Linked DNA regions of Homo sapiens: regions 1 and 2 are each linked to region 3. Evidence: chromatin loops called from intact Hi-C (ENCODE). Cell type or tissue: IMR-90. All regions are shown on one strand. Region 1 overlaps CHCHD6 (coiled-coil-helix-coiled-coil-helix domain containing 6). Region 2 overlaps LINC02034 (long intergenic non-protein coding RNA 2034). Region 3 overlaps CHCHD6 (coiled-coil-helix-coiled-coil-helix domain containing 6).

Region 1 (5,000 bases), 83 kb before region 3:
ACAGGTGCACACCATTCCATGAGGTTGGCACAATTCAGAGGGAGATGCAGCTGATTAAGGGACTGCAGAAATGCAGACCTTCCTTCATTGACATCAAATGGGTCCTGCTGAGGCCCAAGCCTGGAAGAGTGAGGAGGGGCAGAGCTGAACAGGCATTGTTGACCCTAGGACCAAGTCCCAGCTCCTTCAAAGGCACAGAAAAATCAGGAGAGGCTGCTTCTCTAGGGTCATCTTCCTCACTTTCCAAAACCACCTACCTGTGCCAGGAGGGAGAGGCAACTCAGAAACATGCCAAGAAGAGGGATGCTCAAAGCCATGTCTTTGTTCCTCATTACACGATACAAATTTTCCAAGAGTCACTGATGCCTCACAAGGAAACTTTGAAAAAACATTCTATTACAAGACCATCTGCTGAAATACTGTAGGCTCTCTGCAGCCCCCATTTCCTTTTATTACCAGGGAAAGCCTCATGAAAATTAGTCTCATTCTGAAGGCTTGTGTCTGCTCATGCTGCTTTCTTCCAAATCTCCACCTGCAGGCTGCAGTGCTGACACTGCTCCCCCGCCCCATCTGCACTGTGGACATGGTGCCCATGGCTGGGAGAATGAGGGAACGGAGGCTTCAGGTGTGAGGGATCACAGGACAGATGGCCTCTCAGGCAACCAGAGCCTGCTCTCCTCCGTGTTGCCCAAGTAAGAAAAGAACAAGACAGCAGGGAAGGAGACGGTGGAAATGCTCAGGGATGGTTAACTCTGTGTATGTCTGACACATTTTATCCAATAAGTACCACATTCTCTGCAGCCTTCCTTCCTCTTAGCAACACCTAGATATTGGTCAGGGCAAAAGCATAATCTTGGTCATGACAAAACAAGAATCAGTGACACCTCATGAAACAACCAGGCATGAATCTATAAAAGCAACAGTGACCATTTATTACCAGTCAGTAAATAATTCCTTAAGTGTTCCATTAACTTATACAATAACCTAGTGAAATAGATATTATTAAACACTATGTATATATGTATGTATGAATGAATGAGACAGGGTCTTGCTCTGCCACCCAGGCTAAAGTACAATAGCATGACCTGGGCTCACCCCAGCCTCGACCTCCTGGGCACAAGCCATCCTCCCACTTCAGCCTCCCGAGTAGCTTGGACTACAAACACACCATGCTTGGCTAATTTTTTAAATTTTGGTGAGATGGGGTCTCACTATGTTGCCTAGGCTGGTGTTGAACTCCTGGGCTCAAGCAATCCTCCTGCCTTGTCATCTTAAAGTGCTAGAATTACAGGGTGAGCCACCACACCCAGGCTAAACCCACTTTAAAGGCAAGAAAAATGAGGCACAGAGTAATGAAGTCACCCAGAGCCACATAATCAATACATGGCAGAGGTAAAGTTTTAAAGTAATGGGCTTCATCTCCTGGTGTAATAAGATCTTACCTGGTATAATTTTCCAAGCAAGGCTATCTTAAGACATCATGATATCATCTCTGCAATGTCTAATAAAGTTCTAGGGCACAAGGATGATAAGGTCGGAAATGAAATGTAGAGCCACTCTGGCGCACAATTCCCTTTAGTGGAGGGCTGGGAGGAACCCCAGATTTGCACAGAGTAACAATTAACCACAAGGGAGCTTGGACCGGTGAAAGCCCAAAGCGATGTCCATTTCTCCTCAGGAAGAGCAGGCCAGTCCCCCGCACTTGCTCCTGGCGTCCAACAGTCCTTACCTGTCGACATCCTCAGCGCACTGTCTTCCTGGGCATGTGCCATGAATTTTGTTCCTCCAGAGCAGAGCCAGCCTGGCTCAGGCAGAACAGCTGAGCCCTGGTCTACACAGGCATACCTAGCTCAGCCAGCACCTCCGTATCCCTGCAGACGCCCTCTCTCCTCTCAGCATCTCCGCACAATCTCTGCTACAGCGCTTTGCCTCTCCCGGTCAGTGTCCCCACTGCTGTTTCACTCTTGTGTGCACTGTCTTCAGTACCAAAATTGTACTGAATGCTTGTGGAACCAGGACAGTTCTAAAAGCCTGGGATCCTGCGATGAATGAGACACACAGGAAGGGATGGACAGATGAACATAAATTAATGAGTGAATGTGGTGTCAGATGGTGATGAAGGGCTGTGAAGAACAGAGTGGCGGTCCAGAGAGGCAGGGGTGAGGACTCATTCATAGGGAATGACCAGAGAAGGTCCCTCTCAGGAGGTGACATTTGAGCTGAGAGCTGCATGACAGGATAGAAGGCCACGAAGATCTTAGGGAAGTTCATTCCCTGCTGAAAAAACCAATGCAAAGGCCTCTGAGTGGGAACAAACATGACATATTCGAGAGACATAACAAACACCATAACAAATACCTGGGAATGGAGTAGGGGAGTGGTGAGACGCAGCATGAAAAACAGGCTGGGGCCTAACGGCGCAGGGCCTTGCAGCCCTGGTGAGGTGGTGCACTGCCTTCTATGAGCACAGGGGCCACTGGAGAGCTCTGAGCAAGATAGCGATATGATCTATTTATTTATTTTTTAAATGCAGCTCATAAAAGCTGAACTGGAAGGCTGCTGCCCAAGAGGACAGACTGATTATCTCCCTTCCCACACCGTGCACTCACATGTACAGGCACACAAAATATTAACTGTGGTTGTGACAGCTGTAGCTACGGAAAGGTGGCAAGGAGAAACCTTTACAGAAGAAATAATATGCGATTTTCTAGCTGAACACCTTTTAAAAAGTAATGCTGGAGAACAGAATCCCTGCCTGTGAGGGAGGCAAGGGCTGTCTTTAGGTACAGGGTAACAGCATGCTGCTTGAAATAAGCAAGAGTCGGGTAAAGCAGAGCTTACTCATGCTTCTAAATCTGCAGGCTGAAAAGAGAGAGATGGGGAGGGAGAAAAGGAGCCAGTGATTCAGCTCTGCTGCCTGCTGCTTCTCACTGCAGCTCCAAACAGTAAGAGTTCAGAGAAGTTGCTCAAACATGACCAGCAACAGACCTATAGTTCCTTGCAGAGAACAGGAGTGATGAACTGCCCAGTCTCCAGGTGGGAAATTCATGAACTGAGCAGAGCCGGCCAGGTGTGTGTGGTCTTCCATGCCCAGAGAATCCCCACTCCTCCCAGCCCCACTCTGATGGCACTTCAGACCTCAGGGATTGTAAGCCCATGAGTCAGAAAGGTTCTCTGGAGAGCCGTGAGGTTAAGGGAGTCAGAGAAGTGGCCCCTACCTGACCAGAGAACAAGCTGCCTGGCCACTGTCACACCCTCAGCCCGTAACGACGTCAGGCAGGCAGGCAGGTGCCCCACACCTACTGGAGGGATCGGGGCTGTGTGGGGAGCACTGTCCTGCCTCTGCTGTTGGCACCTACACCTGGGCTAAGAGGACAACACTGGAGAATAGGGAACTGTTGGCCTGCAGCTAGGGTGGGGCTCACTGGGCCATCTCCATCAGTTAAGCTCTCAGGGGCCCCTCAGGGGCCCCAGAGGCTGGTCAGAAATCTGTTCCAACTGTTTGTGGATCCATCTAGGATCTCCCACCCGGGCTACTTCTCTGGAGAATGGATATTAGAAACTGGAAAAACACTTTTCCTTGACCTAGTCTCAACCAGCTACAAATACTGCCCATGGCACAGCGGAGCTCTTATTCCTCCAGACACACCAGGGCTTCCAGGGCCTGTGCTTCTGGCTCCTACTGTTCTTTGCCAGAAATGTCTCTTTTTCTATACCCTGCCTGCCCAAGTGCTCTGCTGTTGCCGACTGTCAAGGACCCAGCCAACGCTTCCTTCAGCACCCTATTAAATCCCGTGTTGGAGTCTTGGGGAGGTTCTGTCCAATTTCCAAGTAGGAAGCTGTCCTATATCTAAGTGGAGATCAGATATGTATGCTCCTTCTGTCGTGAAGTAGCCAGGGATAGGCACCCCACTTGGACTCGGATAGTCATCATCACACAAAACTGAACCCTGAATAAATGACACAGAAAGGAGGGACTGATAGAGATTGGCTTGACGGAGACCACAGCAACAGCAGTAGTAGCAAGAGTACAATGATGCAACTGGTAGGGCTTCATGACCTAGGAGCTCCCCTGCTTCTGGCCCATTCCCCAGGCCTGGCCCTCCAGCTCCACACCCACAGGCGACCCCCAACAACTTTCCAATTAATTCCCTCTGCTTATGATAGCCAGAGCTGGTTTCTATGGCTATAATCAAAATCCCTGAATGACTTATTTTGTCTTCTCTCTCCATCCAAACAGAACTGTATCATCTATCTGTACTCCCATAGCACTTAAATATATCCTATAATTATTCTAATTATTCTTATATTAATTGGTCTATAGCTATTGATCCCCCTGCAGATACAGGGGCTTCATGAAAGCAGCAGCCCTGAGTCACTTCTGTGTCCCCACACCTGGCATGAAACTTGGTAGGCACATGATGCATAAATATATGTTGAACTGAATTTACACTTTCAAGATACATTGATTATTTCACACATATGATGAATAATTAAGTAACGTTATTGGTAATTCTTTTTTTTTTTTTTTTTTTTTTTTTGAGACGGAGTCTCGCTCTGTCGCCCAGTCTGGAGTGCAGTGGCGGGATCTCGGCTCACTGCAAGCTCCGCCTCCCGGGTTCACGCCATTCTCCTGCCTCAGCCTCCCAAGTAGCTAGGACTACAGGCGCCCGCCACTACGCCCGGCTATTTTTTGTAGTTTTAGTAGAGACGGGGTTTCACCGTTTTAGCCGGGATGGTCTCGATCTCCTGACCTCGTGATCCGCCCGCCTCGGCCTCCCAAAGTGCTGGGATTACAGGCGTGAGCCACCGCGCCCGGCCACGTTATTGGTAATTCTAACAAAAGCAAAACACAGGCCAGCAAATACAGTGCTGTAATTTTCAACAATCTTCTCGAGAGGTTGTATATTTATTCTCCAAGGACTCATCATTATTATACCACTAAGTATTGAGTGGATGCTAGACAAGGGCCCTGAACTCAAGATGGCATAGCTATCAGA
Region 2 (5,000 bases), 790 kb before region 3:
AACTGAGGCCTGCTGCCCAAGTGTCACAGCTAAATGGAGGCAGAGCTGGGGCTCCGAGCCCCAAGGTGAAGGGAAGAATGTGCTTCTTCACAGCATGTCTCCAGAAGCCCCAGGAGTGACTAGCTGGCCGGCCCCGAACCCCACTGGCCTCAGTTTCCCCTTGGAGGATAGCCCCATCCATGGTCTCTGGCTCTTAGGGTCTCTGAATTCATTCACATCTTGAAAGTTGCAGTTGGGAGTCTCAGGTCTGGTGGCAGGAAACTGAGGAGACAGTCGTGGAATCGGGGTGGGGAGTGGTGCGGGAGGATTGTTTGTTCCCTCAGAGACTCTCTAGTGTATGTGTCCCTTGTCAGCTAAGCAAGACGGGCTCACCACAGCAGGTGGGCTCAAGCCCACCTCAAGCAGAGGTGGCCCAGGTGGCAAACTCAGGTGCTGGGGGAGCAGGGCAGGACACCAGAGGGGCATGGGATTCGGAGAGTGGGGGCTGTGACCTCTGGTTTGAAGGGGCATCTGCAGACAACCCCGTGCAGAGCCAGGGCTCACACTGCCATAGCCAGTGCCACAGACTGTTGAAGAGATGCCGAAAGCCAAAACATCTTCGACGTGAAGGCTCCCAATGTTGTAGAGTTGGCAACGGATTCAAATTTTCAAAGCTATACAGGTAAAACAAACTAGTTCTAAGGGCTGAATTCAGCTGGAATGGCTGTTTCTGCTCAAATCCAGCTCTGCTTCTTGTTCGGAACCTCAGTTTCCTGATCCATTAAATAAGCCTAACAGTTCCTCCTGGTGGAGGATCATGTGGGCCAATAAGTAATAATAAAGCGGCTGTGCACAGACGAGTGGTATCATTAGTCCCCACCACAGCAGAGGGAGCGGCTCCAGCAGGCTTGAAGCAGCCTCCTCCGAGCGCACATGGTGTAAAATATAGATTATTCCTGCCACAGACACAGGCCCTGCCTGAGAGGCACCCGCTGAAATCCTGACCTCCCCCTTCTCCGGTGCTGGTCCTTAAACAGCCCCCATTCCTACTGGTCTCTTGGCCTTTGCACTTGCAGTCCCCTCCTCTGGGAGCACCTCCCCAGACTGTGGTGTGGCTGGCTCCATTTTTCCATTCAGGCCTCAGCTTAAATGTTACCTCCTCGGAGAAGCACTTGCTCGGTCGCTCCACCCTGCTTAACTCTGCCTCCTGCATGATGCTTTGGATCTCTGCCTTCCTCATGATGCTTCGGATCCCTGCCTGCCTAGGACCGTGGGTCTCCCCGCCCAAGTGTGTGCGCCATCTGTGCAGCCCTTCCTCTTCCTGCTCACCCAGACCCCAGCTCAGGGCCCTGATTCACATGATGGGTTCTCAAGGAATGAATGAATGGATGGATGGATGGGCTGGCTGGGATTGGGGCTGTTCTCCTTTCCAGGGGATCCAATTAGAGGAAAGTCCCTGAGTGCAGCAGCTGCCCAGCCCTCCCCAGCAGGCAGACAAAGTCCATCTGGAGGCTTTGTTTAAAAATGCTGAAATCAGGCCGCTCAGCTGTACTACCACGGTAGACACAGCCCTCCTGAGGGGTGCAGGCCTGTCTTGCCCAGTTTTGCTGGGCTCTGCAAAAAGAAGTGTGGATTTAGGACTGGTAGATCTTCTGGCTGAGAGACCCTGGGGCCCTGCTCTTCCATGGAGGCTGTGAGGGTTGGAAATTGCCCAAGGTCACAGTGAGGTTGGGACCAGGGCTGAGGGAACAGTGGGGCAGGGACAGGCTCAGCACACAGTGGCAGTGTGAGGGTCTGGGTGGGAGGGGGCACAGGGCCTTCTGTCCTCTTTGTGGTGAGGTGACAGATGGCTGATTGAGCCCTCCTCCTGCCTTAGCTGGGGCCACAGCCCTCCCAGGGCTGTCTCTCCAGGCCACCTTGCACATGGCCACCAGAGGGCGATGTCTTAAACAAAATTGCTCCCGCTTACAATCCTGCAGTGGCTGCCCGGCCTCAGGACAGTTGAGCCTCCAGCCAGGTGCGTGAGGCCGCTCGGTGCCCCAGACCTTGCCCCGCTGCACAAGGGCCAGCATGCCGCTGCCTCCGACCTTCGCCCTGTGCCTCATCTTTGCCCAGCATCCCTCCAGGACTGGGTTCACAGGTGGCCATGGTCCACAACCCTTCCCTGGCCTGCCCCCACCCCAGGCAGGTCAGAAGCTCTGGAGCCCTGCTGTCCCTGTGCTCTGGGCAGGGGTTCAGGCTGGAGGAGGAGGGACAGAAGGATGGGAGACTCTTGGAAGAGCGGCTTCCTCCTTGGTTGTGTGGCTGAGGCTGCGTATTTGATGTTTAAGAGGAGTGTTACCACAAAGCTACTCTCATCAATGCTGCCACACTCCCTGCCCACCTAGTCAAAAAGACAAAGTGAATGTAGGATGAATGAACAAATGAGTGAATGAGCACATTCTGCCCCGTCTCTTCTCTTTCCCTCACGCCTCACATCCGGCCTGTGAGGAAACCCTGCCACCTCCACCTCCAAAATACACCCAGAATCTGACCTCCCGCTCCGGCTCTGTTCCCACCGTGGTGTGGGCCACCCGCCCCACCACTCCTGAGCTGTTGCCGCAGCCTCCTTGCTGGCCTTGCTGCTTCTGCTCCTGCCCCATAGCAGCCAGAGGGACCCCCCTCCTAAACCCAAAGTCAGGTCCCGTCCCTCCCTCCTCTGTTCCACGCACTCCATGACCTGCTCAGAGGAAACAGTCCAACAATGGCCTAGAGGCCTGCACGGAGTGCCGGGGACCTCTCTGCCTCATGGTCCCCTCTCCTGGTGCACAGTCCGCTTCCACCACACCCAGCTCCTTACCAGCCCCGGAACATGCCAGTGACAGCCCTGGCCCTGGGTCTCTGCACATGCTGTTCCAGATGCTCTTCTCCCATCTTGCCCGCCCCTTCACTTCCTTTGGGTCTCTTGCCCAAGTCTCCAGGAGGCTTTCCCTGACTGCCCTGTGATAAAAGAAAAACTTTAGTTGAATTAAATTTAAAGAAGTTTAATTGAGCAATGAACGATTCAGGAATCGGGCAGCCCGCAGAATCACAGAAGAGTCACAGAGACTCCAGCGCAGATACATGGCGGAAGAAGATTTATAGACGAAAATAGGAAAATGACGTAAAGAAATCGGCATTCAGGTACAGAAACAGCTGGATTGGTTATAGGTTGGCGTTTGCCTTATTTGAACACAGTTTTTCCAATTTTGTCTACCTATTAAGTTAGGTTACAGTTCATCCACAAGGACTAACATATAGAAGTATGAAGTCCTTCTCAGGCCATTTTTAGTTTGCTTTAACACCTGTCATGCTCTACCTGTGGCTTTTCTCCTGGCTCTGTATTGTCGCCAGGCATGCTGTATTTCCTTCTGTCCGTGGCCAGCCTCCTCTGTTAGGTGGGAGCTCCGCCCTTTTCCCTGTTTCCAGGACAGTGCTCCACACGTGACAGATGCTCAGTGTTTGCTGGCTGGATGTGTCCGTGCCAGGTGGGGCAGAGGGGCCTGTGGGGCTGCCTCCTCCTGCCTGCATGTGTGGGGCAGGAGTGCTGGAGTCAGGCTGGGCCCCACTCCTGTGTCTCCTCTGGGTGTGTTTGGTGGTGGCCAAGCCCTGTGTTTGTTTAGGCAGCAGGCTTGCTCTGAGTTGGAAGGAGAGGTTGCGTGGTGCAGAGTGCCCGCGTTACTGGCCACCCTTGGTGACAGCCAGTGCCGCCGCCGTCCCTGAGTGTATGGAGTGGGCCTGTCACAATATTTGTTTAACAGGCGGCGGCACATTAAGCCAGGCAGCAAACACAGCACTGCCAAGGGGAAGCCTCCTGTGCCGCTGGGATCCTTTGCCATGCTAGTGACATGCTGCCCTTCTCCTGTGTCTGGCCTGACCGCCCGGGGCCCAGCCTGGCCAGGTTGCATGTGTCCCTCATGGTTCTGCCTCCTGGTTTCCTTCCAGCCCAGGGCCACCCATGCTCATCCCTGCCTTCCATCTTCTTGGGCCCTTTTGAACTTTTGGGCCCTGGCCCCCAAAGCCTGAAGTCAGCCCAGCTCTCCCAGAATCCCAGCTCCTGAATGCTGCAACAAGGACACCCTACCACGCAGAGCCCTCAGTCTCGGGGCCACCTGGTAGCCCCAGGCTTTCCGCCTCTCAGAGCAGGATGAGGGTGGGTAGGACCTGCTCTGGTCAGGGCTGTGGAAGGGCCAGGTGCTGGGACACAGGAATCCAGCTGTCTATTTGAACTTCTCTTGCTTGTCTGTCTGGCCCATCTATGTCTGAACATCTGTCTGACCACCTGGCTCCTCCCGTCTGTCTGCCTGTCCCCTCTGTCTATGTGCCTGCCTGTCTGTCTGCTTGGGTGTCCCCATGTACCAGACCCTGGGCTGGACCTGTACACAGACTTGCCCATGGAATACATCCAGCATCCCCATTTCACAGATGTGGTACATGAGGCCCAGCGTATCACAAGGTGCTGGGATCCACTGCTTACCCAATGCAGTCTTGGGGCCCCAACCTGCAGACCCCATCACACTGATGGCCGCTCTCTTCCCTTTCTCTGCACCTCACTGTGCTCCTGCCACCCCTCGCCCCATTGCCTTGCCCCCACCTGGAACCTTGTCCCTTCTCTGGGCTGCCCCCCTTAGTCGTGCCCCCAACCTGCAGAAGCTGCCTCACCCAGCCACTCCAGCCTGGTGTGACTCCCCCACCTCACACTCCCACAGCTCAGTGAGTCTGAAACACACAATTTAGCGCTTAATTATACACTCTGCTCACTAATTATTTTGTGCCTTATCTCCTCAACTCGCATGAGCTCCTCCAGGCAGAGCCAGCTCTTGCTCTGGCTCTGGGCTTGGCACAAACCTCCTTGTAGGCTACCTGGGCAGGGGGTGGCCACGCCCTTAGCCTGCAGCAGGGCTGAGAGCACCTAGTGGCCACAGGTATGGAAGGAAGGCAGCCTTTCCACTGGTGTTACTCGTATTTCTCTAGTTGTGGGGGCTCAGGGATAAGGCAGGATT
Region 3 (5,000 bases):
CCACTTTCCTCTGCCCTCGCTAGAGCCAGAACACAGCTGGCCTCCTCTTTTCCAGGCCATCGTTCTTCAGGTACTCGAGGAGCTTGGATTCTCTCCACACTCCCCACTTCATCAGGATTTTAGAATATGACAACTCATTGCCCCCAATGGGAAGATGCCAGACCCAGGAGACTGGCAGCAGCCACACTCCCTCCTTGCAGCCACTGCCCTTCCTGCCCATCAGCTTCTTAGCCTGGAGACGTTCTGAGAGACAGCCTCCCAAAGGCCAAAGCACCAAAGGTGCCTACCATTTCATCTCCAGGGCTCCTAAACAGGTCCTGCTAGAAAAGGTGGCAAGTGGATTCGATGGGGACTAAAAACAAAATTCATCTGGAGGGACGTGATCCCTAAGGAGAGAGACATCAGGGTTCCTAGCAGCAGTTACACTGGCAAAAATCAATCTCCCCTGAAAACCAATTAGGAGCACACAGGATTTTCACTTCGGAAGCCGAGCTGTTAGAGGCAGCCTGCTTTGGAGAGGAAAAGAAAGAATGTTCCTGGACATGCTCGCCTCCTTACCCCAGCTTGCTCCTCTGCCAATAGCCGGTACCTTAGAAAGAGCTCAGCCACAAAGGGTGCCACTGGGTGTTCTGGCACAGATGTCCACAGGGAGATTTGCATGATCCCAAAGGGCTAGGTACATGGCTTAGGGGCTGAAGGGCAGTATATGCTGACAGAGCCAGCTGCTGGCACCATCTCTTGGAAGGAATGATTGCTTTCTAGGACCTATGGCAGGTGAAGCACTGAGCTAGGCACTCTGAAGATGTTTACACTTGATCCTTGCAACAACCCTGTGAAGTCAATATTGCTGTCCCTGTATTACGGATGGGGAAAGTGATGCCCAGAGACACTTAACCAAGGCCACACAACTTGTTTCAGTAACACAGATGAGATTCTTTTAACCTTTTCTACTACCTGCTACCTTCTCTCAAGGCAGTTCAGACTGTGATCCAAAGAACTGCAGCTCTAACTGCTATGACTATTTTATGGACTAATGTGGACAAACCAGAGATTACAGATCAGGGTAACAGGGATGTCAATGCTGCTGGGACTCTAAGGAAGCATGTGAATAATTCTAACAGGATCCCCCGCCTCCACATGGAATTTATACACCACCTTCCCAATAAACACTCAAGCCTGGCAATCCCTTTCCTCTCCACCCCTCTCAGGAAAAGCAGGTACTGCTGAGCTTCTCCAGGCCACGTGCTGGTACCTCTCAGGTAGTACTACTTCCAGCAAGGCTCAGCATGTGCCCACCACAGCCCTTGGTGCCCACTGCCACCCAGACTCGTGCTGGAGCACTGCAGCCCAGAGAGCAGGAAGAACCAAACCCGTGGGCCCTCTCTTCACCCACTGCTGCAGAAAGGCAGCCCACGAAACTCTGGGCAATGCGCCTGTACACCAGAGAGAGAGACAGGGGCAAGGGCAGATGAAGAGAAGCAAGAAGAGAGGCAGGACACTGATCTTTATCTGGGAAGAGAATGCTAGCCAAGGTCCCAATAAGGTTGAGACAAACTCTCTGCTGATGCCACTTCTACAGAGGCCCCGTCCAATGTTTACAGAGAACTCCACCCCAAGGCCGGTCTACAAGCCGCAGCTATGGCAGGCATGCAGGCGGGCTGCAGCATGCTCCTGGAATGTCTTTGGAATGATCTGCACCCAGCTACGAGTGCCTCAGTGCCCCTCCTCCTCAGCCTCCAGGTGGGCAAAAGGACGGCACAGCTCCTGCTGCCGAACCTTGACTTCTTCACAGAAACAAGCAAGCATGACCATATCCAGATGCCAACTTGAGGTTCCTTCATGCAACGGCTGCTTGCCATGGGAAGTCCAAGCCACTGATATGTTAGCTGTTTGCTCCATGTGCCTTCCCTGGGCCCTGAAAAAATCCCCTTGGCTGCCAAAATCGTGTGACAGTCCATCCGCCCCCAAGAAAGTCAGAATCTGCTTGTTTTACAAAAAGCAGCCAAGGAAAAGGCGCTTGAAGGGTGCCACCAGCTACCAAGAGAAGGACTAGTGCAAGGAATCCTCCTATCCCCCGCCCCTCTGCCAGCTGGGGAAGCAGTCCACAGACACAGTTCTTAATTTGGCCTTAACCTCGGGTACCTGGCAATGACAAACAATGTGACTTACGAGGTCTAGGAACAAAGTAGCTGGGGTTGAGGAGTCAATGCCCCAGCCCAGCCCATCATAAAACCCCAATATTTCTCCTTCCTCATCTAATCCCAACTGCTCCTTCTTTACATTTTTCTGGATCCAAGCCAAGCCATCAGTAACTTTCTGGATGAGGAGGAGAACAGGGTGAGAGAAAAGCGGGCCCTTCCTCAGCAAGCCGCGCTAAAGGGGCAGGGAGAACGAACGGGATGCTAAGTCCCCACAGGGCAGTACAAACCTGGTCAACCTGTCCCCCAGGGCAGCCACAACAAAGGGAGGTCAGATAACACTAAAAAGCCAGGTCTCCCAACAAAAAGAGGGCAGGAGATGAAAGATCAGGCCTTGGGTAGAGGGCCTTTCAGCCTCCTCAGCTAGATTTAATCAGTCTCAAAGCTACCAGGTTACAGGCCCTCAGAGGATGACATCGGGGGAAGGGGCCTTCTCCCCACCCTGCCCAAGGCCTTCTCCCAGCACGCCTGTTCTTCCAGCCAACAAGTGGCCCAGGCCTGCCACCTAGTGGGCTCCGCTCACACACCACAGGAAGAGACCGGATCCCAGAAGAGGGGCTGCTGTGACCAGAGTCCTGCCAACAGTTCCAGGACTTCATTCACAAGGCACAGTGGGGTTCTCTCTGGCTGTGGCAACAACCAAAACTGCTGGAGAAAACCGTTTCCCAGGGACCAGTGACAAATGAAAAATAGGAAGGAGTGAGCTGCATTCTCAGAGCCTGGCCTTCTTCCCCACCTTTTCTAAGCCCAAACAGCTCCTGCACCCAGAGCCTGTCCCCAGTGAAGCACAGGATATGCGTGGGACAGGAATGCCAATTTCAAAATGCTAGTCCTAGAGTGCCCCTACTCACACACACAGGTTCTAAGCTCTGGCCTCATCCTAAGACTCTGGCCTAAAAGCTGTGATTTTTAAACGGCCATTAGATGAGTGAATTTTACTATGCATGAGGCCGTGTCCCAGAGGTGGACAGGGTACAAGGCTTTGGAGGGGCATAACTGGTAAACCTCAGAGGGCAGTACAGGCACATTCCATGTGCTGTGCACCTGGTGCTGCTCTAAGCTTGTCCCTTATCTCAAGAAGTCTTATGACTATCCAGGGAGGAGGCAGGATCACCAGCAGGGACAACAGAGGATTCAGTGCCCTGCTCAGGGAGCACAACTGGGAAGCAGGATTCGACCCCAGGCAACCCGGCTCCTGAATTCACACCATGCTGCGGCAGCCTCCAATCCTAGCTGCTAGACATAACAAAAGAAGAATAAATAAAAAACTCACACTCTAAAACCCTAAAAACCCAGGTCTGCTCTGGCTAGAGGGCCCCAGCAAAGGAGCAGAATCTGGGCTACCCTAGAGGATAAGATAAAAATCAAGTTAGGGCAATGCAGGCGCTTTTTTTTTTTTTTTTTTTTTGAGACAGGGTCTCACTCTGTCACCTAGGCTAGAGTGCAGTGTGACATGATCTCGGCTCACTGCAACCTCGACCTCCAAGGCTCAAGCAATTCTCGTGCCTCAGCTTCCCCAGTAGCTGGGACCACAGGTGTACACCATCACGCCTGGCTAATTTTTGTATTTTTTGTAGAGACAGGGTTTTGCCATGTTGCCCAGGCTGGTCTCGAACTTCTGGCCTCAAGCAATCGGCCCACCTCTGCCTCCCAAAGTGCTGGAATTACAGGCATGAGCTACCACACATGGTGGCAAATTCTTATTAGTGAGAAAAAGAACTGCCTTCAAAGAAGTGCAACCAGAGGCCCAGAGAAAAAAAAAAAATAACAGTCCCCCAGAGGCCCGGCAAGGCCTGAACACAAAAGAAAAACATACATTCCTTTTCAGCCCTACCGGTGGTGACTCCAGGGAAAGCCAGAGAGCAAGAAAGATGAGAAGCCTTAGACCACCGTTCCTCTCCCTCCTACCCTTCCAGATCCTCAAGAGGTCAAGATGTTGTGCTGGGGTCAGCACGGGGCACCAACTGCCCTTGCTCAGCTGTGCCTTCTTGTGGAGACAGCAAAGGCAGGGCCCATAGCCATGATGTCAGTTCCTGGAGGAATTTCATCGATTCCTCATTAGCATGGGAGAACTGCCTGCCCACCTGTTAGAAAAACTTTCCATTTATGGTGACAGATGGGGCAGTGTTAATGGGCTGGCTTTAACTGGGAAACAAGGAAGTTCAGGCTCATTGCAAAAGGAATTAGCATTAAAGCTAGGTGGGTCTGCTCATTTACAGGGAGGCTTGGGAGAAAGCTCTGGGAACTTGCCTCACATGCTAGGGGTATCCAGGCACTCAAGACTCAGGCCTAGAGGCAGCCATGCCCAACCAAGGCCTGCCCCTAGCAGACCCTCTAGCACCAAAGGCCACGCTGGCTTGACCTCCATCTCAGTCCTTATCCTGAAGCAATTCCCAGGAGGGAGTCGCCAACTCTGGAGCACTTCTCTCCGATTCTGTCTGATCTGGTAGAAAACACTGCCCCCATCTGAGGTCTGGCCAGGGCCATACTTTGGACAGCCAGCCAGGGGAAGAGCTGTCTGCTTTGCCATGGGTGGCATCTTAACAGATCATCTTCCAAACAGAGACATGCACATCTGGGGTCTCAGTGGAAGCCCTGAGGTCAGCTGCCTGGAAGGCCAGATGAGCACTAGGAGAAAATAGTCAAAGACGACTCTGTGGGATATTCCCTGCTTGGTCCCCAGAAGCAACCCCCATGAATGTCTGGGCAGAATTGACAGCATTGTGCCTTCTCGAGGACCCCTCCACTGCTAACTATGGAGAACTGAGCAGCTATCCCAATTGCGCAATGTTTTGTAAATGA

What was found. A loop is a pair of places that touch in the nucleus more often than their neighbours do. Peaks named below come from ENCODE experiments on the same cell type or tissue, not always from the same donor. Only the 100,000 strongest peaks of a DNase experiment are listed, where the experiment ranks them.
Region 1: it touches region 3 in a loop (4-fold over the local background); 5 of 110 quality-filtered maps call a loop at or near these places.
Region 2: it touches region 3 in a loop (22-fold over the local background); 62 of 110 quality-filtered maps call a loop at or near these places.

What each region holds. Positions count from the first base shown.
Region 1 is chr3:126,833,595-126,838,594 of GRCh38, reverse strand. All of the region lies in intron 4 of CHCHD6 (coiled-coil-helix-coiled-coil-helix domain containing 6), which reads right to left. Among named protein-coding and RNA genes, the nearest start is that of CHCHD6, 130 kb to the right of the region's middle. In IMR-90, a CTCF peak has its summit at 2,464; a DNase peak (open chromatin) is centred at 2,864.
Region 2 is chr3:127,541,342-127,546,341 of GRCh38, reverse strand. LINC02034 (long intergenic non-protein coding RNA 2034) reads right to left here. Exons shown (of 7, transcript XR_007096067.1): 6 at 2,819-2,958. Among named protein-coding and RNA genes, the nearest start is that of LINC01471, 6.1 kb to the right of the region's middle. In IMR-90, a CTCF peak has its summit at 1,903 (motif pointing right); a DNase peak (open chromatin) is centred at 1,941; H3K27me3 peaks cover 1,359 bases.
Region 3 is chr3:126,750,110-126,755,109 of GRCh38, reverse strand. All of the region lies in intron 4 of CHCHD6 (coiled-coil-helix-coiled-coil-helix domain containing 6), which reads right to left. Among named protein-coding and RNA genes, the nearest start is that of CHCHD6, 48 kb to the right of the region's middle. RefSeq lists enhancers at 2,477-2,576, 2,550-2,844, 2,610-2,904, 2,657-3,294, 3,933-4,570. In IMR-90, a CTCF peak has its summit at 2,699 (motif pointing left); DNase peaks (open chromatin) are centred at 1,629 and 2,679; H3K27ac peaks cover 946 bases.